Regions from separate parts of the Homo sapiens genome. Here region 1 is linked to region 2. The links are chromatin loops, found by intact Hi-C in ENCODE. Cell type or tissue: Caco-2. All regions are shown on one strand. Each heading gives the region's core, and the rest is flanking DNA. Links, peaks and the distances in the headings are about the cores only.

Evidence for each region. Hi-C counts contacts between places; a loop is a spot of excess contacts. Peaks named below come from ENCODE experiments on the same cell type or tissue, not always from the same donor. Only the 100,000 strongest peaks of a DNase experiment are listed, where the experiment ranks them.
Region 1: a loop joins it to region 2, with 4 times the contacts of the local background. A loop is called at or near these places in 25 of 110 quality-filtered maps.

The regions. Positions count from the first base shown.
Region 1 is chr1:67,744,101-67,756,431 of GRCh38, forward strand. All of the region lies in intron 2 of GNG12 (G protein subunit gamma 12), which reads right to left. LOC105378781 (a long non-coding RNA gene) reads left to right here and starts at 10,648. Exons shown (of 4, transcript XR_007066163.1): 1 at 10,648-11,173. RefSeq lists an enhancer at 1,811-2,632. In Caco-2, for the core only: no CTCF peak of the experiment used is centred there; DNase peaks (open chromatin) are centred at 4,763 and 5,591; H3K4me3 peaks cover 839 bases.
Region 2 is chr1:67,528,327-67,540,657 of GRCh38, forward strand. LINC01702 (long intergenic non-protein coding RNA 1702) reads left to right here. Exons shown (of 4, transcript NR_199729.1): 2 at 1,327-1,423; 3 at 1,903-2,052; 4 at 3,780-4,004. Among named protein-coding and RNA genes, the nearest start is that of LINC01702, 12 kb to the left of the region's middle. RefSeq lists silencers at 4,900-5,194, 11,009-11,191 and an enhancer at 7,160-7,454. In Caco-2, for the core only: CTCF peaks have their summits at 4,248 (motif pointing right), 7,250 (motif pointing right) and 7,450; DNase peaks (open chromatin) are centred at 4,305, 6,535 and 7,275.

The DNA of each region.
Region 1 (12,331 bases), core at 2,111-10,110, 220 kb after region 2:
CCAGGTACTGGTGCTACACAAGAATTACCTCATTTAATCTTCACACTAACCCTATGAGGGGGTACTTCTATCATTCCCACTTTATGTATGGAGAAACAAAGGCATGAAGAAATCAAGTAAATTACAGCTAGCAAGTCATAGAGCTGGGATGTGATCCTAGGTAGATCAACTCCAAACTTTTGCTCTTAAATGCTGGTTCCCCGGGTGCCTACTAAGCAAGATTGTTCTGGGTTAAACAGCAGAGTTTTTGTACTGCCAACTGCTGTCCGCAACTCCAGAGCCTGAGATGAAATTCTCAGGTGTCCAAGGAAAGGCAGAGGCTACCCCTGGTGTTTCCTCTCCACTGTGCCCTACACTGTGCTCGGGCACTTCTTTAAATAACTGATTTTCAGATATACGAAGAACATTTGTAAGAAGGAGCACCAGTTTATAGTCTGCAGAGAGGGCCCACGTCTTAGTGCAGCGCCATGGAAATGGACAGAGACAAGGCACCGGTTCCAGAATCACACATATGTGACTGCTACTCATGGGGCAGGAGCTAGGAGGACTCAGGTTTTTTTGTGAAAGGCCATGCAGATGCTATTAATATCTCATTTCATCCTCACTAGAACCCTACAAAGTATGTAACATGTCCCATGTTACAGATGGGAAGAGCGAGCTTTGGTCATCTGCACCAAATTATACACTTAGCAAGGGGTAGATCCGGCATTTGAATCTCTACCTCCAAATCTTCTGTCCCTCCCAGCACATCTCCTAAGAGAGAATGTGATCCTATTTAAAACTACAACCAAGAGTAGTGGCTAAGTTCACAGGCTGGAGCCAGAATGTCTGGGTTTGACCAGCTCTGCCACCTACTTGCTATATGACTGAGGGCAAGTCGCTTATTTTCTCTGTACCTCTTTCTATATCTGTAAGATGCGAATAATAATTGCACCTATCCTATTGGATTGTATTGAGGAATGAATGTATTAGTATTTGTAAAGTGTTTAGCACAGTGCTTGGCACATGGTAAATATTTACTTAAGTGTGTGAAATAAATAAAAATGTAAAACTTTCTCTTGTATGGGTACTTATACACAGACGACAAATAAACCAGGGTAATAGATGTGTCATCACAGAAAATTTATATAAATCAACTTTCACAGTTGCCAATGTAGCAAGCCCACCACAAACACTGTTGTGGGACCTGATAGCTTTCCATCTGAATTGTTGATGTGAAGAATACATTTGGAAGAGTCCTGGGCTTTAGTCTCAGATCTGACATGAATTACTGCGTGACTTGGAGAAGGCATTTCACTCTTCTGGGCCCTGCTTCTTCCCAGGTGGAAAGCTGCCCCGGTGACCAGGCAGCATGGCATTGGGAAGGAAAGTGCCCAGAAATGGCATCCAAGCCCCACAGGGTCTGGTTCTCCCACATACGAATTTTATAACTTTGGACAAAACTGCTTTATTTCTTTGCATCTCTATTTCTTCTCTCTAAAATGGAGAAAATGGTGTCCGTCCCCTTATTTCACAGGGTTGGGGGCAAGTAAGAAAGGGAACATTAGAGCCCCTTTGCAAACAGGGCTCTCCACAGGCATCTCCTTTGCTGGGTAACAGGTGGATACTTAGTAAGTATTTGTGGTTTCCAAGTCAGTGTAAAAATCTAAAAAATAAATAAATACATAAATAGATGTTTGTGGAAATGACGTGTAGCACCTATCATTGTCTGATGTAGTTTTCCTTGTTTGTTACTTGTTTCTCCATCCCCCTAGAAGCTAAGGTTTCTGAAAGCAAGGACATCTCTGTCTATATCCCTGCAACTGTTAAAGAGTCAGTACTTAATAAATACTTATTGACCGAATTTGTGGAAAGTATGAATACATGAACCAATGAATAAATGACTCTGAAGTTACATGAGAAGCAAACAAACTTACCTAAAGATATTAATGAAAGTCCAAAGTCCTAAGAAACAAGGTATGCAGGACTAAAGCTCTTGGTGTATTGTATCATCTGACTCCTCTAAATTCTTTTCTTTGGGGAGGTGGTTTGGGTGGAGAAATGGCAGAGTTAAGATACTATAAAGTTGTTAAATTAACATACTCAGCAGGTCCACAGACTTTCTAAAGCTGAATACCAACTGGGATAATTAAAGGCCAGAGCCTTCTTTTTTAATTGACTCTCCAATAAACTACCTGCTGACAAAGGCATAGTTAAGTTGATTCCTGCAAGAATAAAGAAACGTTTCTCTTCCATTCTTAATTTTTTAAAAAGTCCCCACTTTCCCCTCTAGCTCGATGAGCACTTAAATTCACCAGAATTAAAAAGAAAGTTACCAAATACTTTTTTTTTTAAACTAAGCAAGCCTGTAACATCCCTTCTTCTCAGCAATCAACTCATGAAGGCACGGAAGTGGCTTGTGCTGAGGAAGGCATTCGGAGGGAGCTATGGGGGCGGGGGAGGTGGTCACACCAGCTCTTCACCAAGGGATGGAGAAGTGCCCAGGAGCCTCCCTCATTCCTCTCCATCCCTGTGGTCTAAAATAAAATCTACCATCTAAAAAATACTGTTCTAAAAATAGGGAGTTTGGCTTAAATCCACCAGTTGGTGTTTTGATTTTTAAATTATGTGCAAAAAATTACGCTTAAGACCCAGAGAGTATTAGTAAGTAATTCAAGGAGGTTGCCATTTTATTTTGATTCCAAAGTTCTAAAACATTTATTCTCTCAGAGTCTAAGGAAAGGTGAAAAGAGACAACAGAAAGGGGGTAAAATGATGTAGAAGGCTTAAATTCCAGTTTGAAAGTGAAAGGCAGCTAAACATTCCTAAAGCAAATAATATACTTTAAAAGTGTGTGTTTTTTTTTTCTTTTTTGGTGGTGGAGGCCATGCTATAATTCACTCTAAATAAGTAGAAGAAAAACTGGTGAGTTTCAACTTAGTTACTCCTATCTTTCCTGATACCATTTTGGGATCCAACTTTTATGCACACAAAACTGCAAATAATTCCTAACATGCAGTTTTAAAAGCATAAAGAATCTTTTTGTTTGTTTGTTTTTGAGACGGACTCTTGCTCTGTTGCCCAGGCTGGAGTGCAATGGTGCGGTCTCAGCTCACTGCAACCTCTGCTTCCCGGGTTCAAGTGATTGTCCTGCCTCAATCTCCTGAGTAGCTGGGACTACAGGTGTGTGCCACCATGCCCAGCTAATTTTTATATTTTTAGTGGAGATGGGGTTTCACCATATTGGCCAGGCTGATCTCGAACTCCTGACCTCAAGTGATCTGCCCGCCTCAGCCTCTGGAAGTGCTGGGATTACAGGCGTGAGCCACCGCGCCTAGCCCATAAAAAATCTATTGAGTGTTCGATGGCCCAAGACTGTATCATCTTTGGAGTAAGAGTTTTAAAGCCTCCCTCATCAGACACCAATCATAACCAGAATGTATTTTCAGAAAGGTGTGCTATTACAGTATCTTGATTAATGAATATTAATTTTACATGAAATTGGGCTATTTTAAAAAAGCTTTCACTTAATGAGAGTGAGGTGGGCAAGTAGTGTTATAAGAAGCAAATATTAATGCTATCTGCTTCTGGACAGAAAGACTGAAGTACCTAAAAAGTCTGATTTTACATGTGAACTTTAGCAACACAATTTTCAGCTCATCTCTAAAGATTTGAACTTGTGTGTGGGTAGCATCATGTGTGGACCACAAAAGTCACCATCTCTCCTCCTCTTCCCGGAACAAACACCCACAAACTGATGGGGATGCTCTGAAGGTTAAACTGGATCTTCTAATTGTCCAGGAACGTATGCTATGCAAACAATGTTGGCTCCCTGTACCAAGGCAGAGCTATTGTGGGACTTGAGGCTGCTGGCTATGAGGAGAAGGATGGTGGGGCACAGTTCTATTCACTGGGGCAAAGTGGGAACCCAAAAGAGGGTGGCTGAAATGTTTTATTATCCTAATCTTCAGAGGACAAATAATTACAGAACATTCTATATCAGAACAAGAGACTGTTAGTCTGCATGAGGGGGCAGGGAGAGAAAGGCAGAGGGCAGAGATAAAGAACTTTCCTTTTTGTGGGGGCAGGGAAAGGAGAGAACCTAAAGGGTGGACTACAATTCACTTTTCGAAGGAGTTTTCTGTTTGTAATATGCTTCCTTTGAAGAGTGGAAGTTCTGGGCATTTGGAAGTTTGGTTACAGATCAAGAAAGAAATTCCTGGCTTTCCAGAGTTTGGTGGCTACCAATCAAAGGTCAATCAGATACAAAAATCAGAGTAGTCCTGAAACCATACCATAGGCTACTGGGAAGATGTAACATGCTTTATAAAAAAATAACAATAATCTCTTGCATGCATTTTTCTCTTCAGTGAAACACAGGGATATGAGTTCTTTAAAAGAAGTAGCAAGAAGGGCACAAAAAACAGAAATCGTGCTTGGGGGGATAAGAAGAGAGGGTGGAGGAAGAAGTGCAGCGTCTTTTGGGATGGCAGCTGTTTTATTCGCACCCTCTAAGAGTTCCTGAAATAATTAACATGCACTGCCATTCTTGTTTTTCCAGTGGTGATTTCATCTAGTCCCTACAGAAACTGAGAATTAAATGTCATGGTTTTGTGTTTTGGAAAGCAAAACTCTCCCCCAAACAAGGGAGTTCTGAATACTGCTGAGAGCATGTGAGATCTGAAAAGTCTGCAGAGTGCTAATCATTAACATGCTACTTTTGGAGGCAGGACTGCCCCTTTCTTTGCTATCACATTTCCTTCTATTTGATCCTGCCCTGTACTGGTTTACTTTCTGTTTCTCCCACTCATTACCACGCATTCTTCCATAACACATGTGAAGTCCAGAATAGCCTCTCCCTTTCGGTTGGCCAACTCAACACTTCCCTTACAAACTCTCCTTAAAAAAAAAAAAATCATCTCTGACTTATTTTCCAAGGACTTTCCCTCTTCCCACTCCCCTGGAGGGGAGGAGGTGGGGAACAACCAAACCCTCCATTTCTTCCTGAATAATGCAGGAGAATAAAGCAGAAGGTCTACAGACATTACTTATAGTAACCGCAAATAAAAAGGTGTCTAAGAAGAATAGTCTGCTAACTTAGTTTGGAGGGAGACAGATTTGGGTTCGCATCCTGCCTTTGTCATTTGCTCGTAGTGAGACTATGGATAGGTCGCTTAACCTTTCCCTAAACCTCTGTTTTTTTCACCTGCAAAATGGAACTTTACATTAGGGTAAAATTATTATTTTAAGATAACAGTATTAGGAGTTTTAATAATAAAAAAGCCCTTCCAAGGCTGTAAAGGGAATTAAATGAGACAAAGCATATGGAGTGCCTGGAACACAGTAAGCACTCAATAAATGTTTGCTGCTACTGATGATGATGTAAATCTTTTGAGGAGGAATGTCATCCTTTCCCCCACTGCATATATAGTAACACGGATTCAGTGCTTCTCAAAGCTAAAATACAGTACCAGGAGGAAGGGTCTGGGTACAACTGTTTGCTGATTGCTGCCCCCAGGAAGCACGTCTCAGAGGCAGCCTGCACGACAGAGCAAAGGGCTTATTTTAGGAGCCTCCAATCAGGACAGACTGGTTGATCTGGATGCCTCACCTGGCAAGGCAGCCTCAGCCACACGCCCATCTCCACAGGCTATCGGCATTCCCAGTGGGATGCACCACAGCCCCAGACTGAGAATTTTTATCCACAACTTGTTCCCCTCTCCTGATCTCCCTTCTCCCTTTTGGAGACCTCAAGGCTGGAGAGAAATGAAAAGCAACAGCTCTGCCTGACAAATAAGGTAAGGACTCTGCCTCTCAGGTGCTGAGTCACTGGTTAGGAACTGTCCCATCTACAGACTCTCCCAGAAATTTACACAAAAACACAAAGTTGGGCTCCAAACCTTGGGCACTCTCAGAAAGGCTATGATTCACCAGGGTGTGCTTCAGAACTGAAACTCTGGGTACAGAAGGTACCCACTGCCCAGCCTGCCAACAACCTATCTTCCTTTAAACAACAAAAACGGAGCAGAAAGAGGAAAAAAGCCTGAACCTTTCCTAATAAGGTAATACCACATGCCATTTGTAGTTTTGAATTGCTTGGCACGCCAGGATCATATGACATTCACCGCAGCTACTGCTTCATGCTTGTGTGAGGCTCTCCAGGAAAAATGAGAGAGTCTTTGGTGTGCCTCTGGGGGATTACAAACGAACAGGGAACATGTTCTCCCAGTGGAACCTCACATTTTCCTGATTAACCACACTTGCCTCACATCCCTCTTTCACACTGCTGCCTGCAGGCCTCTTGCTTTGTGGGCTCAGGCATTGTAAAAGTTCTCAGGTTGCTTTGTATGCAGGTTTTCTCTCTCCAACGAGGTGCACGCTTTTTGAGGGCAGAAACACTCCTTTATTTCTTTTGTTTCACCCTGCTATGCTCATCACAGCGTAATTCACCCAGCAGTTACTCAATAAATGCTTGATGACAGACTAGTGCTGAGAATTTTACAGATCAGTAGGTGATCATTTTATATCATTAGCCCCTAACTTACAAATCGGCAGGGTTTCAAAAGTTGGTTTCAAAGAAGGTATTTATGTAGCATATTTTCCCATAGAAACAGTGTTATAACTGGGGCTTAGGTTTCCAGGCCCTCTTATTTCTCAGAATATCCTATATCTACTTACATGCAGTCTTATTGAGCTCTCTCATTTGCCTCAGACTCACATTAGACTGCCAGTATATGTGCAGGATAAACTCTAGTTCTTTCAGTTACAGCAATGCTGACTTGCACAAATTTCCTTTCCCACTTATTAGTCGTATTTTCATATTTTATGACACTATATGTAGCAGCAGGTAATAAATTACTCATCATATACTTTAAAAATAACACTAACAGGTAAGGAGTTATTTTTGCTCCTCATTAAAAAAGATGCATGAACTTTTGTTTTTCCTTTTACATTAAAATATTTTTCACCAGTTTTTAACCTCAGTTATTATTTGGGCCACTCCAGACTTTCCCAACCATTTACACACATTCACCCCCTCACCCACCCACCCACGCATCCACTCATAGTCTACCAGGACTGCCCATTTACATGGATACACATACAGACACACACACACACACACACACACACACGTGCATATACACACACGTTTTAAAATGCATTCTGGGCCACTAAAAATATTTATTAGCCATTATAGAAATGAATGACATTAGTTTTCAAAGTAAAAGCTATAGTTGTTCAACAGAGAGGCAGAGTCTGTGAGCCACTTCTCACTACAGCATAGGGAGAATGTTTAATGGCACCTCTGGGAATAATATAGTATCTGAAGAAAAAAGCTTTCAATGGCTCAGGGGGCAGGACAGTCACCTTCAGTTGACTGTCCCACAGTTAGGGTCTCTGTACCCAGTCTCCTCCAGAGCCTCAAGAGTGGCAGCTCTGGGGAAACACTGTCCCCTGTCCAGGGTGGGGTCTTCAAACAGGTCAGGGTTGCTGTGTTTGGGGTCTTGAGTACAAAAGTACATGCACACAAATGTCGACTGGCGTACTGCTTCTGGGATACTTAGGTAACCTGAAAAGCCATACCTCGGCCCTTATTCCCATTCAATAGCATCCTGAAAAGAAATCTAAGTGATTTTCCAGCATGGCTTGTGAGACATCTCTTGTGTCTCTATGGCTGGTGGAAAGAGTTATCATGCAGATGCTCTAGAAGAGTCAAACCCAAACCATAAGCAAACAGAAACCTCTCTCAAGACTAATGTGCTGAACACGGGTACTGAATGAGGTGAGCCTCTCCCCATTTTCTGGAGTCCACAGCTGTCTTTCTAAGCTAAGTCGGCATTTAAGTGGCACAACAGAGATGCCAGGTTAATGGCTGTGAAGGATGACAAATATCAGTATGGTCGTATTACATCTGTCTTTCAGCAAGAGTTATTACCAAGACATAAGAAACTGCAGTCCCTTCCCTGCCCCATAGCACCTCATAGTTACTCAATGTGGCCCATCCTCAATTGATTACGCTGACCCTTTAATGAGAAGTTCTGATAACCATATGCTTGTTAGCAGGCCTTTTCTTTGATCAGCTCTTACAGGAAATCTAACGTATACTCCTTCACTCTCCCACCACTGGGAGAAATATAATTGAATCAATGCAGTAATTAAGTACCCCATATTCATCTTTCCTTGGCGTTTCAGGATGTTGCTCTGGTTCCAGGTCTCACTGGAGAGAAGAGGGCAGCTGTCCAGAAGTAGCAAGTATAAGAGACTGGTCTGAATGTACCAGGATCACAACAGACATTTTGAAAGTTTACTTTGTTTACTTTGTCTCTGAAAAATGCCAAGCATGTAGGAGTTTGGGGTTAACAGGTTGCATGCAGTCAGATCCCAGTACCTTGAGCTGTTATTCTAATTTAAGGAATGCAGACATGTGGCATGGAGGTTGCCTCTTTTCCTCTTGCACTCACGGTAGACATCCCTAATGGATCAGCACTCATGGCAGCTATCACTAATGAGTCATGGTGTTCTTTCCTGTTGGGCCCAGACATGAGCTAGTTAATACTTCTTTTCAACACCTCGCCCCAATCACATAAGTTGGAAACAATGAACTATTTTTGTTCTAATTGATTTCATATACTTTAATTTCTTTCCTTAAAGTAACTGACAGTTGACTAAGGTATCATTACTTTATTTTAGCAACATTCTCTCTATACTTCTTAGCTAATTCCTCCACTAATCTGAGCTACAAATAATATGGGATATCATCCATTGCCAGACACTGTTAGACACTAAGTGCCAATTTATGTCCCTGTGTCCTTACAAAAATCTCAAGGCAGGGAAAGGTGGCTCGAATCTGACCTGTATTATGGCTTCCAGTAACCTTTCCAGGTGACTGCTACGCTGAATTATTGGCCTCCCTTTGCTTCCTACAGTGTCACCACTGCATTCACTTTGTCATACTACAATGGTCTGTCCATGTGCCCTCTTCCCTACTTAGCTCCACAACAGCAGGACCCATGTCTTACTTAACCTTTCAATGCCCAGCACATGGAACACTGCTGAATATAGAGTGGGTGTTTGGTAATTATGTTGAAAGAATTTTTTTTTAAGTTCTTGTTTTCAAATACAAGTTGAGCATCCCAAATCTGAAAATCCAAAATCCTCCAAAATCTGAAACTTTTTGGGCTCTGACATAACACTCAAATGAAATGCTTACTGACGCATTTCAAATTTGGGATGCTCAACTGGTAAGTATATAATGTAAATATTCCAAAACCTGAAAAAAAAAAAACCTGAAATCTGAAACACTTCTGGATCCAAGCATTTCAGATAAGCGATTCTCAATCTGTACTTGCTGAGTTTCAATTCATGCCCTACAGTGAACATCACCCATGACAAGTCCTGCGACTGGAGGAAATTTACTTCATAAAGTAAGGAGTGGTGGGCAGGCCAGCCAGAACTGAAGCGGGGGCCAGGGCAGCCCCGATACCTTCCATGAATCAGCTGTTCGCATGCACCTCCCCTCCAAGCATGAAAAGCATTCACAGCTCAGCTTCTGCCTCCATGCTTCACTGCTGGGTTTGCAATTTGCCTTTCTGTACCTCCCACACTGGACTGTGCTCTGTATCCCTAGCACTTACTAAAGTGTTCGGTCAGTGGTGAATAAAGATCTTTGAAGGGGTCTGTAGTAAAGACAGCACTGGCCTGAGACTGGAAAACGGGGAGCTACTTCTAGAACTGCCCTGATCCCCTTGGGTGGTTTCTGTCTGAGTTGTTTTTGTGGTGTCGGTGAGAGAATGCCTGCCCAGCAGGACAGGTGGCGGGCGTTAAGTGTGGCAGTGTATGTGAGCACTCTGCCAGGGTAAAGGTAGGCGCTCCCTTCTCCTCTTCATGAGGCTGCCCTACACGGGCTGCTGTTGTCATTCCAGCATGCCCTGCCCCTTTGGCCACTCTCCTCTGGGCCACTTTGTGCAGCTCAGTGTAACAACTTTCTGTTCCCGGTCGTGCCCGGAGAGTTGTGAGCTCCCCACCTCTGCGCATGTTATTTCTTTTCCTTCATCTCTCCTCACCTCCAACTCTGTACAGATTTCTGGGCAGCTGGAGGGCAAGCTCTTGGCCTGGCCCACAGGTGCTGTGTGCTATGACTGCCGGTCACCTCTTCAGCTTGGTCCCAACCACGCCTACCTCCCACACACTAAGCCCCGGTCATACCTGAACTCATCATTCCTGTCCCCACCACAAACCTCCGCCTATTGTTGTGGTCTCCAGCTCAGGGAGTGGCACTGTCATCCAGGCAGCTGCCGAAGCCAGACACCCCAGAGTCGTTCTGGACTCCCCACTCCTCCACCACACCCCTTCTTCTGTCTCCAAGTCCTGCTTACGCCACCTCAATATTTCTCAAATTAGTATATTTTTACCCCACTGCCCCACCCTAGTTGGGAGTATAAGCAGCTGGCCCCTGGATCACTGTAGCACAGCCATGGCTGTCTAGCTGGTCTCTCTACCTCCCCTCAATCCACTCTGCACACCCAAAGTGATGTTTCTGTAAAGAAAAGTTGACTGTGACCCTCCCCTTTTAAAGTTCTGTCCACAGTTTAGATATCGCTTCCTGCAGGAAGCAGTGCTGATGCAGGAAGCCACAGCACCTCCGTCTCTCCCATCAGGATACCGAGCACACTTGTTGGTCTTCTGCATTAGAGGCCACTCCGTGAGGACTTCCTTGCTCTCCTCTGAGCAGTGGAAGGTTTTTAATCACTCCTTGTGTAGCAGGCACTCCAGCCTGCTACCTGACAGCCATCTAACTCCCTCCTCTCTGCTGGTAGAACAAGTTCACTCTTTCCTCATGTGATGAAGGTAAATCCAGATTGGTCTAGGCCACATGGATGGCCCCAGACCACTTCTGAGTGTTTAGTGGTGGGCATGTGCCCCAGTTCTGACCAGTGAGACATGAGGGGAGGTTGGCTTGGGAATTTTGAAAGGTCTCTTCATTCATAGAGAGATGCATAAGAAACAGTTCTTTATCTGTCCGCCTTGGCGTTGTTACAAGAGGATGGGATGCCTTTGACCTTTCTGTACCTAGGAGGAGAGCTTGCTGATGCTCTGAGGATAGCAGAGTAGGTGGAAAGAGCTTGATGGTGTTGAGCTGCTGAATTACCAAACTGGAAGCAGACTACATGTGGACTTCTTTTTATATGAGATGGTAAGTTCCCTTTGGTTTAGGCCATTTTGAATTGGGTTTTCTGTTACTTGGAGCTCAAACAGATTACAGATTCTTGGGCACTTTTCACTTCCTATTTTGTCTTAGAGGTACTTATTAGGTACAAATCTTGTTTCTTGTTTTAGACTGTGGTCTTTTTAAGGGCAGCATTTGCATTTTGATAGATCCTTGTATCTCCCAGAGGCTGGTGGCTTGTCCTACTCTTGAGATTGAATGAAGAGCCAGCATCGTCTTCCGGCCTCACACTATAAGGTCTCACAACCTGTAGATGGGCCTTCTTCAGGGGCTTAATTTCTTCATTTATTTTTACAAATGTTCAATGTAGGAAGAAACATGAACAAAATATAAAAGCTCTACAGTCCACTCTAGGAGGCAAACCTATCACATCCATCCTTATATACCTCACTGTACTGAACACATGCTTTGTGCAAAGTGGATACTCAAAATGTTTGCTAAAGGAATAATTTAATTTGCCTCTGATGAGTCAAGAGCACTTAGGACTTTTATAATGTCCTAAGGTCATAACGAACAGTAATTACCGACAAATAGTGCTAAATATATCCTGGTTCTAGGAGATCACTGGTAGTAAGGTTTTGTTTGTTTATATGACAGCCTTGATCCACCAAGATGCTAAAGCCTTAAAATAGAACAAGCAGAACTAGGCTTTGTACAGTGAAGCAAAAAAATAAAAGTTTGAGCAGCAGAGCTGCCCACTGGATGTGTGCTGAATGCCCATCTTACTTGTGCCTGGCCCTGGGGCTCAGCCAGGTAAGACGAACCCATTGTCCTCAAGGGGCTTAGAGTGTGGGAGTGGGAGGAAGAAAAACAGACAACTTCAAAAGAGTGCAGTAAATGTTATAATAGGTAAGGTAGAGGGTGCAATAGAGATTCCAAGGCCAGACCTGGTGCATTGAGAAGGTTTCTCAGAAGAGTATCTGAACACAAAGGGTAAGTTTATCATACAGGAAGGGACCAAAAAAATAATAAATAAAAAGAAGAGTAGCATGATCAGGTCTGTAGTTTATAAAAAGCTAATTCTGACTGTAATATGAGGTAGGAGAGACAAGGCTGAAGTCAGCAAGGCCAGTTGAGGGGCTGCTACAGTAATTCATTGTGGAATACCACAGGTTTCTCAGGCTG
Region 2 (12,331 bases), core at 2,785-10,784:
AGAGACAGGGTCTTGCTATGTTGCCCAGGCTGGTCTTGAACTCCTGGGCTCAAGTGATCCTCCTGCCTTGGTGTCCCAAAGTGCTGGGATTACATGCATAAGCCACTGCATCCTGCCAGCACTTCAGCTTTCAGCAAAGGAAAAAGAAAGAACAAATTTTAACCAAGCTTCACCATCCTCACAATACACATCGTGTGTGTGAGAGTGGGGTGGTAGTGTTGGCCAGGGGGTGTGCTGGGAGCATGAATCTGCAGTATCAATTGAGGAAGCCAATATTTTAAGCTATTCTTGGATTGAGTTTTTTTTCCCATTTCTGTTAGAGCATTTATTTATTAATTTTTTGAAGTGAGAGCAAGTTTATTAAGAAAGTAAAAGAATAAAAAGAATGGCTACTCCATAGGCAGAGCAGCCCAGACCATTTCTTTTAAAGGTGTTATTAGGAATAATTATTACTCTCTTGGGGACTTTCTTTTTATAAAGTTAAGTAATCACACGTGTGTTTGAAGTAGGTCAACAAAGAGGAGTTGTCTGGTTTTGCTTTCTAAGCAACTCTGCCTGTATTGTCATCTACATAACTTTTTAATTAAAAGTCTCTTTCAAGTTCACAAATAAGAACTGTCCCCCTGCTGCCTGAAAGCGCTGATTTACACTGACAAATGTCTCAAAAAGGCATGTCACAAATATGGGTAGACAAAAAGATTATTCATGTTCACAGGATTTAAAGCAGGGATGTCTAATCTTTTGGCTTCCTTGGGCCACACTGGCAAAATTGTCTCAGGCCACACGTAAAATACACTAATACTAGCAATAGCTGATGAGCTAAAAAAAAATTGCAAAAAATATCTAATAATGTTTTAAGAAAGTTTACAAATTTGTTTTGGGCTGCACTCAAAGCTGTCCTGGGCTGCACTGATTTAAAGCTTTGATTCAAGTGTTTCTACAAAGACAAGTGGGACTGGAACAGCCAATATTATTTCAAAAGTCATGATATTACTCGGGGCTTGGTAGGGCTCAGGTAACTTATCTGAATCAAAAATTAAAACAGAATGATGCTGTGGGTGAGCCAGGCAGACTTGTGAATGTGACCTTCTTTGGAAAAAGGATCTTTATAGTTGTAATTAACTTGAGGCTCACTCCAAGTCCAGCTGCATCAGTTACTCATTGTGTATCTTGGGCAAGTTTCTTTTCTGAGCCTCAGTTTCTTTGTCTACAAATTGGAGCAAATAATAAAACTCTACAATCTTCAAATCCAAAAGTTTTGGAAACTGATGCTCTATTCTTTTATTTTTTAGTTTTTTGAGATGAAGTCTCGTTCTTGTCCCCCAGGCTGGAGTGCAATGGCATGATCTCAGCTCACTGCAACCTCTGCCTCCCGGGTTCAAGCAATTCTCCTGTCTCAGCCTCCTGAGTAGCTGGATTACAGGTGCGTACCACCACACCTGGCTAATTTTTTGTATTTTAAGTAGAAACGGGGTTTCATCATCTTGGCCAGGCTGGTCTCGAACTCCTGACTTCAGGTGATCCACCCACCTCGGCCTCCCAAAGTGCTGGGATTACAGATGTGAACCACCGCACCTGGCCTGGAAACTGATATTCTATTCTTAACTACTTTGGTGATGAAATCTAATTGACCTGAACTAATTTATTCATAAAACCCTTTCATGTGGCTTTTTATAGTCAGTGTTTATTTTATTTAATGTTAATCTACATGTTTTGCTACACAATTATTAAAGTATTAGTTTAATAATTGGAGTACAACCCCAGACCCTGCTGGGGGTGGCACATACTATGTTATACTTGTAACATTTTTTTTCTTAAAAATGTATACAATTTTGAGTTTCAAAACACACCTGGCCCCAAAGATTTCAGACAACAAACTGTGGACCCATATCTTCCTCATAGGATCATGACAACAGCATGAAACAATGCAAGTAGAATTTCTGGAATACCCTATGTTAATGCCATTTCCCTTCCCCTTTTCCCTGAAGAGTCTTTTCTAAGGCACCAACTACTTCCTTCAAGCAGCAGCCAGAGATCTTTGCTTAATGGCTGGTAAGGTTTTTCTAAACTTTTGGCATCTATATCTGTTGGTCCAACTTGCCTATTAGTCTGTAAACTCCTTCAGGGTAGGGATTGTGTTCCAGTGATTAGCGGCACACAATCTTCCAAAAGTTTAACAAATATTTAAAAAATAGGCTGGGCACGGTGGCTCACGCCTGTAATCCCAGCTCCTTGGGAGGCTGAGGCAGGAGAATTGCTTGAACCCAGGAGGCAGAGGTTGTGGTGAACAGAGATCGCACCATTGCACTTCAGCCTGGGCAACAAGAGTGAAACTCCGTCTCAATAAATAAATAAATAAATGCAGCAATTATTTATTAGATTTCTGGTGGGACTCATAGTCTCCTGATCACATTTTGGGTAGGGATGCACCATGGAAGGGGGATTTACTACAGAAGTACAAGAAAAGTTTTGGAGTCTTGGGGAAGCCAGCAGAAGAGCGCAGCCGTGGGAGGCAATGATAGGGACTCCCTGCATCCAGGTTTGCTTGGCACTCTCCCACTTTAAACCTGTTGTCACAGGACAATCATTGACTCATGTATTAGTCTGTTCTCACGCTGCTAATAAAGACATACCTGAGACTGGGTAAGTTATAAAGAAAAGAGGTGTTTTTGCTTTTGTTTTTGTGTTGAGACAGAGTCTCACTCTGTCGCCCAGGCTGGAGTGCAGTGGTGCAATCTTGACTCACTGCAACCTCCGCCTCCTGAGTTCAAGTGATTCTCATGCCTCAGCCTCTGAGCAGCTGGGATTACAGGTGTGCACCACTATGCCTGGCTAACTTTTGTAATTTTAGTAGAGACAGGGTTTCACCATGTTGGCCAGGCTGGTCTCGAACTCCTGGCCTCAAATGATCCACCCACCTTGGCCTCCCAAAGTGCTGGGATTACAGGTGTGAGCCACTACGCCTGGCCAGAAAGAGGTTTAATTGACTCACAGTTCAGCGTGGCTGGGGAGGCCTCAGGAAACTTACAATCGTGGTGGAAGGGGAAGCAAACAGGTCCTTCTTCACATGACAGCAGCAAGGAGAAGTGCTGAGCAAAAGGGGGAAAAACCCCTTATAAAACCATCAGATCTCATGAGAACTCACTCACTATCATGAGAACAGCAGCATGGGGGTAACCATCCCCATGATTCAATTACCTGCCACTGGTTCCTCCCATGACACATCTGGATTATGGGAACTACAATTCAAGATGAAATTTGGGTGGGGACATAGCCAAACCATATCAACCCCCATTTTTTCTCTTGCATTCTCAAATATATCTTCATTTGGATAAATCATGTGGACACCCTGTACAAGCAGCACCAGGGGGCAGTCTCAGGGTGGAAGGAGTTTTTTTTGTGTGCAGAGTGGAAGGGGAGGGGGGTTCACTAAAAGGAGAGAAGAGGGTGCCTAGAAAGGCAGACTTGAGGGGTGGAGGAGACAGAAGTGAGGCTAGCAAAAACCTAGATCCCCTTAGCAATGATTAAGAGCATAGTCTTTGGAATCAATAGACATGAGGCTACATGCCAGCTGTATAACTTATTGACTGTCTAACATATTGTAGTGGGTTAAATTGTGGCCTCTAAAAAGATACATCCATGTCTTAACTCTAGGAACTTATGAATGTGACTCTTAGAAAAAGAGTCTTTGTAGATGTAATTAACTTAAGGCTCTCGAGAGGAGATCACCCTGGATTATTCTGGTGGGTCCTAAATCCAATGACAAATATCTTTATAAGAGAAACACAGAGGAGAGACCCAGAGAGAAGGAGAAGGCCGCATGAAGATGGAGCAGAGACTGGAGTTATTCAGCCAAGTCAAGGAATGCCTGGAGCACCAGAAGCCGGAAGAGGCAAGGAAGGATCCTCCCTTAGAGCATTTGGAAGAGTGTGGCCCTGCCAACACCTTGACTTCAAACTTCTGGCCTCCATAACTATGAAATAAATTCTTGTTGTTTTAAGCCACCAAGTTTGTGGTAACTTCTTACAGCAACCCTAGGAAATTAACACACAGAGTGTCAGTTACCTAAACATTGTGAGCCTCAGTTACCTTATCTGAAAATGGGGCTAAAACTTAGACCTACCTTTTAGGGCTGCTTTAAGGAGTAATAGAAATTATACATGGGAATTACATGGCACCAAGTTGTTCCTTAATAGAGGGAAACTGTTATGATGGCGGAAGAGCAGTAATGAAATACTGAATTCATCCAGCAGATGGCAGAAGATGGATTTGCAAACAAGAGGACTTCATAAGGTTTGCTGCCCAGCAATGCAGCTCCAGGCCTAAAGTAGCCTTCCTAGCTCACAGACTGATGAGGATTAACCCTCGCCAACTCAAGTGTGCTCTCAGCTCTGTAGAAACTAAACTAATTCTGTTTTCCTTTGACCATTGTACACCACAGAGGCTGGCAATGGAGAATATAAAGAGTGGTGCAACAGAAAATACCTGGGTTCTAGGCTCAGCTCTGTCACCTCATTAGGATTCAGTTTGCCCATCTGTAAAGTAGTGACAAGATGAAATACCAAGTGTAACGTAATTAAAGGGCTGTTGTGATACCAAAATAACATAATGTGTAAAAGTGCTAAAAACAAGATGCCATAAAGCACAGAAGGGGCCCAGGAGAGATTAATTCATGGAGAACTTACTCGTTTTTTTGAGACAGAGTCTCACTGTGTTGCTCAGGCTGCAGTGCAGTGGCGCGATCTCAGCTAACTGCAATGTCTGCCTCCTGGGTTCAAGTGATTCTTGTGCCTCAGCCTCCTGAGTAGCTGAGACTACAGGTGCACGCCACCAAGCCTGGCTAACATTTTTTGTATTTTTAGTAGAGATGGGGATTTCACCATGTTGGCCAGGCTGTTCTCAAACTCCTGTCCTCAAGAGATCCGCCCACCTTGGCCTCCCAAAGTGCTGGGATTACAGGCATGAGCCACTGTGCCTGGCCTAATTAATGGATAACTTCTGCAAGAATCCAGGGTCACGGTTGATTTGTTTATTCATTTATTCACTCAGCAAACATTTCTTTGTGCCAGGCATTGTGCTAGGTCCAGGGAATACTGCTTACGTTGGAGAAGTTCGCATTCTAGTTTGGGTGGACAAACATGTGATAAAGATGTGTACAGGGCATAGTTTTCTCTCAGCAGCTAGGGTAACATTCCAACTCCATGTTTTGGTTTAAGAAACACATTTGATTTTATTTAAAATATTATATATTTTCTCTTTTATTTCTTTTCCCTATTTACAATAAGGCTTACTTGCAAAATTAAGAAATACATTTGAGTGGGTAGTTCCCTTGGTAAAACATTTATATTTCCTTCTTAATTTCTTTGTAAAAGTCTACTCTTAAACACTACTATTTAGAGTTAAGTGAGAAAAGAAAATTGCAGGACAGAATGCACAGAAAGATCTATTTATCTATCTACATAAAAACTGGAAGAATACACTCCCATACTGTTAACAGTGGCTACCTCTAGGGAAAGGGTGAAGTGATATTTGAAAAAATGGGGCTTTTACCTTTTCTTTTCTTTCCTTTTTTTTTTTTAGACAGAGTCTCGCTCTGTCGCCCAGGCTGGAGTACAGTGGTGCGATCTCGGCTCACTGCCAGCTCCACCTCCTGGGTTCACGCCATTCTCCTGCCTCAGCCTCCTGAGTAGCTGGGACTACAGGTGCCCGCCACCACGCCCAGCTAATTTTTTGTATTTTTAGTAGAGACGGGGTTTCACCGTGTTAGCCAGAATGGTCTCGATCTCCTGACTTCGTGATTCACCCGCCTCGGCCTCCCAAAGTGCTAGGATTACAGGTGTGAGCCACCACACCCAGCTTTTTTTTTTTTTTTTTTTTTTGGTTTCTTTTTTGAGACAGAGTTTCGTTCTTGTTGGCTGGGTTGGAGTGCAATGGCGTGATCTTGGCTCACCGCAACCTCCGCCTCCTGAGTTCAAGAGATTCTCCTGCCTCAGCCTCCCGAGTAGCTGGGATTATAGGCATGTGCCACCACACCCAGCTAATTTTGTATTTTTAGTAGAGATGGGGTTTCTCTATGTTGGGCAGGCTGGTCTCAAACTTCTGACCTCAGGTGATCCGCCTGTCTTGGCCTCCCAAAGTGCAGGGATTACAGGCGTGAGCCACTGTGCCTGGCCTTACCTGTTATTTTCTATACTCCTATATCATTTGCATTTTTTAAAAACAAGCACGCACTTCTTTTCCCATTAAAAAAAGAACCGTAATATTTTTTCATGACCCTGTCCCAGAAAACTCTTCTGTACTCACATGGCTAACTCAAACACTGTGGTGTACACTGCTGAGGGAGCTAGTTGTCTCTCTTTTTGAAAGAAAATTAAAAGGAAGAGGAAAGTCCATATTTATTTTCCTTTGTACTCTTGTAGAGGTCATCTAATCGGAAGTGTTCCAAGCTGCTTTAAAGCCCCTCTCCTCTTTAAAGTGGTTTACAAACATTAGCTCAGCACCCTTCAGGGCCTCATAGTGAGGCGGGCTCATATAAGAGGCTAGTGAGTCATAAGGAAGTGGCAGCTGTGGTTGCCATGTCAGTGGTCCTAATAACACCCCTAACATGTGTCTCTGGCTGTACTGTGCTCAAAGGGCTTTCTCCTGCATTATCTGGTGTAACCCTTCTATGACCCTTGGGAAGTCAGGTCAGTACTGCTATTCCTTTATTATATAACAGATGGAGAAATCTATAATATAGGTTCTGGAAAGTGAAATGATAAGCCCAAGATGGGGAGGCCAGTCAGCATGAGGGTTTCACATCACTTATATGTCAATTACTGCACAGCACAAAAGAGAGGATCACTAATGTCAAACCTCGTATAACATAACTTTGACATTGGGGAGGTAGGAGAGGGAGAAGAGCAAACAGTCTTTCTGCCTAATCTGCCCCTTTTTTTCTTTCCTCCCTTCTTTCTTTCTATCCTCCCTCCTTCATTCCCTCTCTGTTTCTACTCCATTGGGAAAAGAAGAGGTGAGGAAGAGGACCCTATTAGAGAAGTAAACAGATCATCACAATTCAGCAGCCAAGTTTTATGCAAATTTAAATTATGCCACAGATTTGAAGCAATGTGCCAAAATATATTAATCAAGTCTCATTTATATGCAAATATTGAAGAAAAGAGAAGCTTCTCACACTGTAAATTAGTCGAGTTTCTCCAGTTCAATACAGGAAGGCTGAGTGACTTGCAGGTGGTGTTCACACTTTTGCCACATGGGGACGCCACCACCGTTGGTAGCCGGACATACTGGCACTCCGTCAGGGTGGAATATGTGAGCATTGCATAACACAAAGTTTCACTCACCCTCATCACTCAGCTTGAAAGGACCATTAACACAGTTTTCTCTCCCATTAAACTAAATTCCTCAAAGGCAAGCTTAGACTTATTCTTTTAAACCCCATCTCCTAGACCAGTGTCTGACATATAGTAACTTACCATTAAGATTTTTTTCTATTAAAAGTATTCTTTTTTTCTTTTCTTTTCTTTTCTTTTTTTTAAGACAGAGTCTTACTGTGTTGCCCAGGCTGGAGTGCAGTGGCGTGATCTCGGCTCCCTGCAACTTCCGCTTCCTGGGCTCAAGCGACTCTTGTGCCTCAGCCTTCCAAAGTGCTGGGATTAGAGGTGTGAGCCACTGTGCCCAGCCTTAAAAAGTATTCTTAACACAAAAAATTTCAAATATATCCCAAAGTACAGACTATAATATAATGAATTCCCTTGTACTCATTATCCAGCTTCAACACCTACCAACTCATGGTCAATCATCTGTCCTCTATATACCCTATTTCTTAGAATCAAATACACAAATGTAAATATTTTGGTGTAAGACACTGTAAAAAAGAAAAGAAAAGGAATGTAATTGCTAGGCCTCTCTCACTGACTTTAAAATACCTGGGTGGGTGGCGGTGGGCAGAGTGGAGAGAAGGAGCATTTTTCTAGAGGTCGCAGCGTTTTGTGGAACAATTTCCTGTAATGGGAAAAATTGAGACGGGTAAGAGGAAGGAATAATGATTATTACATGCCAAGTGTTGTGCATTATTATTTAATTTCACCTTTCTGGGAGATAGAGGTATGACGTACCCATTTTAAAGATGAGGCTCAGAGATGTTGAGTGCTGTATCTTCAGCAAAGCTGGGATTGGAACCCAGCTGTGTGTGGCTTCAAGGTCTGTATTCTCCACCCTCTGATAGGACGAACTTGCAATGCATATCAAACCAAATCCACCCATGGTTTGAGGCTCTCCCTCCCGCCCATGTACCTAAATCCAGCTTCATTCATAGGGCCTTGGGGGACAAGCCCCTGAGGGTTACTCCAGCCCTTTGGAGAAGGGAGGGTTTCCATGCCCAGAGTGTCAAAGGGGAATTCAGTTTCTTATTCAACAGAGCTCATTTCCTCTTGTTGCTTGTCCTAAGAAAATGACTGCCTGGAGTCCCAGAGAATTTGTAAGTAAATTTGTAGGCCAAGAGTGGTGGCTCCCACCTGTAATCTCAACACTTTGGGAGGCTGAGGTAGGAGGATTGCTTTTATCAAGGAGTTTGAGACCAGCCTGAAAAACACAGCAAGACCTGTCTCTACAAAAAAAAAAAAAAAAAAGAAAAAAAAATTAGCTGGGCGTGGTGACACACATCTGTAGTCCCAGCTGCTCGGGAGGCTGAGGCATCAGAATTGCTTGAGCCTGGGAGTTTGAGGCTGCAGTGAGCCATGATCATGCCACTGCACTCATCCTGGGTGACAGAGTGAGACCGTGTCTCTAAATAAATAAATAAATAAATAAATAAATAAATAAATAAATAAATAAAAAGTTGTAAGGGATTAAGCAATAAAACACACATACACTGGTTAGGATAAACCGTTTGTGGGAAAAATCTAAGAGATTGTGTTTAAGTGTGTTCTTGAATAGATTAGACTGGGTTTGATTGAGACTCTAAGGAAATAAACCAAGCCTCAATTACTTTTAGGGGAAGGAGACCCCATTGTAAGAGAAGGAAGCTGACCAGCCATGGCAGCTTGGAAAATGACAAGTCTCAGGGGCAAATGCTGGCAAGGCCTGTCCATTCAGTGTCCAGGCAAGAAGAAAGCTTGGCAAGCAGACCTGAGCAAAGAGGTTTGCCAGGCAAAGCAAACCCTCTAGTGGGTAAGAGCGCTTTGAGCAATTCAGCCGAAAGATAGGTCTTCTATTCAACCTTTGCCACAATTCCTTGCTCGCTCTTCTGGATAATTTGGCTTCTTGGGTATTCGTTTTTCAACAGGGAAAGAACAAAGTGCTCTGGCTTGTGTGAACTTCCAGTACTCTCGAAAGCTGATTTTCTCATTATAAATGAATAAATTGGCGTTCTGGTTATAACTTGGCTTCTCCAGTAATTTGCCTCCAGGGAGAGAATGGACTGATCTCCGTACTAGAGTGTTCTGTCTGCTTGCCAGCTTAACTTCGCTTTGTAAGCGAATAAATGGGCCTCCTGTAGTTATATATCGGCCTCTCAGGGGTGCCTGGTTAATGCCTGGTTTCCTGGGGAAGAAGGACCAGGTGAGAAGTGCCAACAAACAGGTCTCCTGGCCTGCAGGAGAGCAGGCTCCTCAAGTGGAGAAATCATCAAGGCAATGAATGCGGTCTCCTGGGGTCTCTTGGGAGAGAGCTGGTGTCTGAACCACAGTGACACGTGGCCTTAACACGAGGAACTGAACCTTCATGCCCCAAAGGAAGCAAGTTTGGATCCTTTAACCCCTAAGCAGGTTATTCCAGCTCAGTGAGAAGAATCCCTACTTTATTCCCATTGGCATGAGACGAAGAGGTTCTTGGAAGCAAAACTTTGCCATGTCGCTCCTTCCTTTAAAATCCCTTGACAGCCTCTTATTACTTGGAGTATAAAGTCCAAACTCCTTGGCAAGACTTGCCTTTGTGACAGGAAAAATAAAAAAATTATTACTACATGATTTCATCAAATCAAATCCCCTTATAGCTGTAAGGTGTTTTATTATGTGAAGTGCTAATTAATACTGTTGATGAAACTATGATATCCCATTGATCATAAAACACATCCAATTTCAAATAGACTAAAATATGAAAAATATTCAAATCTGAAAGTCACTAAAATATGGTATTTAAAATGAAAGCTGAGAGTTATAATTTTTCCCTTTTAGGGGAGAGATACAATTCACTTTAAAGAAAAATAATTCTGGCTAGGTGTGGTGGCTCACACATGTAATCCCAGCACTTTGGGAGGCTGAGGTGGGCAGATCACTTGAGGTCAGGAGTTTGAGACCAGCCGGGCCAACATGGCAAAACCCCATCACTACTAAAATTACAAAAATTAGCCTGGCGTGGTGGTGGGCACCTGTAATCCCAGCTACTCGAGAGGCTGAGGCAGGCGAATAGCTTGAACCTGGGAGATGGAGGTTTCAGTGAGCCGAGATTGCACCACTGCACTCAAGTCTGGGTGACAGAGCGAGACTCCATCTCAAAAAAAAAAAAAAAAAAAGAATTCTGTTATTTAGGAAAACACGGTGATGGATTTTACATTTTTGAGGAGGTATGGCCTATATGCTTAGGCTTGGATAAGTGAGAACAAGTGAGAGAGACAGAGAGAAAGAGAGAGAGAGCGAGAGAGAGAGGAATTGCTCTATACGGTAAGGAACTAGAGCTTTCCTTGCTGCCAGAACAGTGGGGATGGGGAGATGTGAGGAAGGTCTAGCTTCAGAGTAGTATTCTCTAGAATTACTTGGGAGTTTTCACATGCATGCCCAGCTGGCCCCACTTTCATAGATTCAGACTAAAATGATTTGAGATGAGTACTGGGAATTGTTTTTTTTGGCAGCATCTCGCTCTTGTTGCCCAGGCTGGAGTGCAATAGCATGATATTGGCTCACCACAACCTCCACCTCCCGGGTTCAAGAGATTCTCCTGCCTCAGCCTCCTGACTAGCTAGGATTACAGGCATGTGCCACCATGCCCAGCTAATCTTGTATTTTTAGTAGAGACGGGTTTTCTCCATGTTGGTCAGGCTGGTCTCGAACTCCCGACGCAGGTGATCCACTCGCCTCGGCCTCCCAAAGTGCTGGGATTACAGGCGTGAGCCACTGCGCCTGACCTGGGAATTGGTCTTTTTAAAAGCTTCTAGGAGATTGTAACTGGTGAGACGGAGGAGGTGGAGGGAGGTCACAGGTGCTTAAGAAGATAAAGCTGGCTGGTAAGAACCTTCCTATGGTGGAGGTGGCCTATGCAAGTTGGGGCCGCCACGGTCAGTGTTTAACTGTAAGTGGTTTTCTGTCTGTGCTGTGGCCTTCTTTGGCTCTCTCAAGCCTGCAGTGTGAGCTGGCCATCCCAGCACTCGGACGTTACTGGTGTTTTGGGGAATGGAGGAAGTGAGTTGCTGCCCAGAAAGGAAGATGCAGAGGACAGACTTCAGGGGCCGACTGCAGCAGCAGAGCTGAGAGCAGCGAGGGACAGAGGATCAGGGCCACAGAGCTCAGAGCCGGGAGAGCACCACCTCGCCTTAACCCCAGAACCACACCAAATCTTCAGGGATACTGGGCTTCCCGCTGTTGGTGGCATGGCTGTTTCAGCTTTTCCATTTGAATATTGAATGAAAGGATCATGCCTAAGGGCTTGAGGAACTGGGGACATTCAGAACCAACAGTGGTTTCATCATGTGTTTTATGATCTGGTTCCTGCCCACCTATCCTACCCACTCCACACCTATGGCCTCACCCTCACCTCTATCCTGGGCTGCTTGAAATAGCTATTCACCCTTAAAGACTCAGCCCAAGGTTTACCCGCTCTGAGAAACCTTTTCTTCCCCTCCCCTGTCTTTCACCCCGCTGGATGATTTCCTCCTGCTGCTCCGATGGATCACTGGCAGGCCTCCCAGCATGCCGCCGTTCTGGGTTGAATTGTGTCCCCCCAAAAGATAAGCTGGAATCCTAACCCCTGGTGCCTTATGTGACCTTATCTGGAGATAAGGTCTTTATAAATGTTATCAAGTTAACATGAGGTCATGAGGGTGAGCTCTAATCCCATAGGACTGGTGTCCTTATACAAAGGGAGAAATCTGGGCACAGAGACAGACATGCACAGGGAGCAGGCCATGTGAAGATTAGAGTTGAGGTTTCCACAAGCCAAGGAACTACCAGAAGTAGGGGAGAGGCCTGGAGCAGATCCCTCTCCGGCTCCGCCAGAGGGGAGGAGTAGAGTACACCAAGAGAATAATTAACAGGGGAACCTGGCTAATTCCAGAAAGCTTTTCCAGGAAAGTGATGTTTGAGCTGAGCAGAGACGAATGGCCCTGCTGACACCTTGG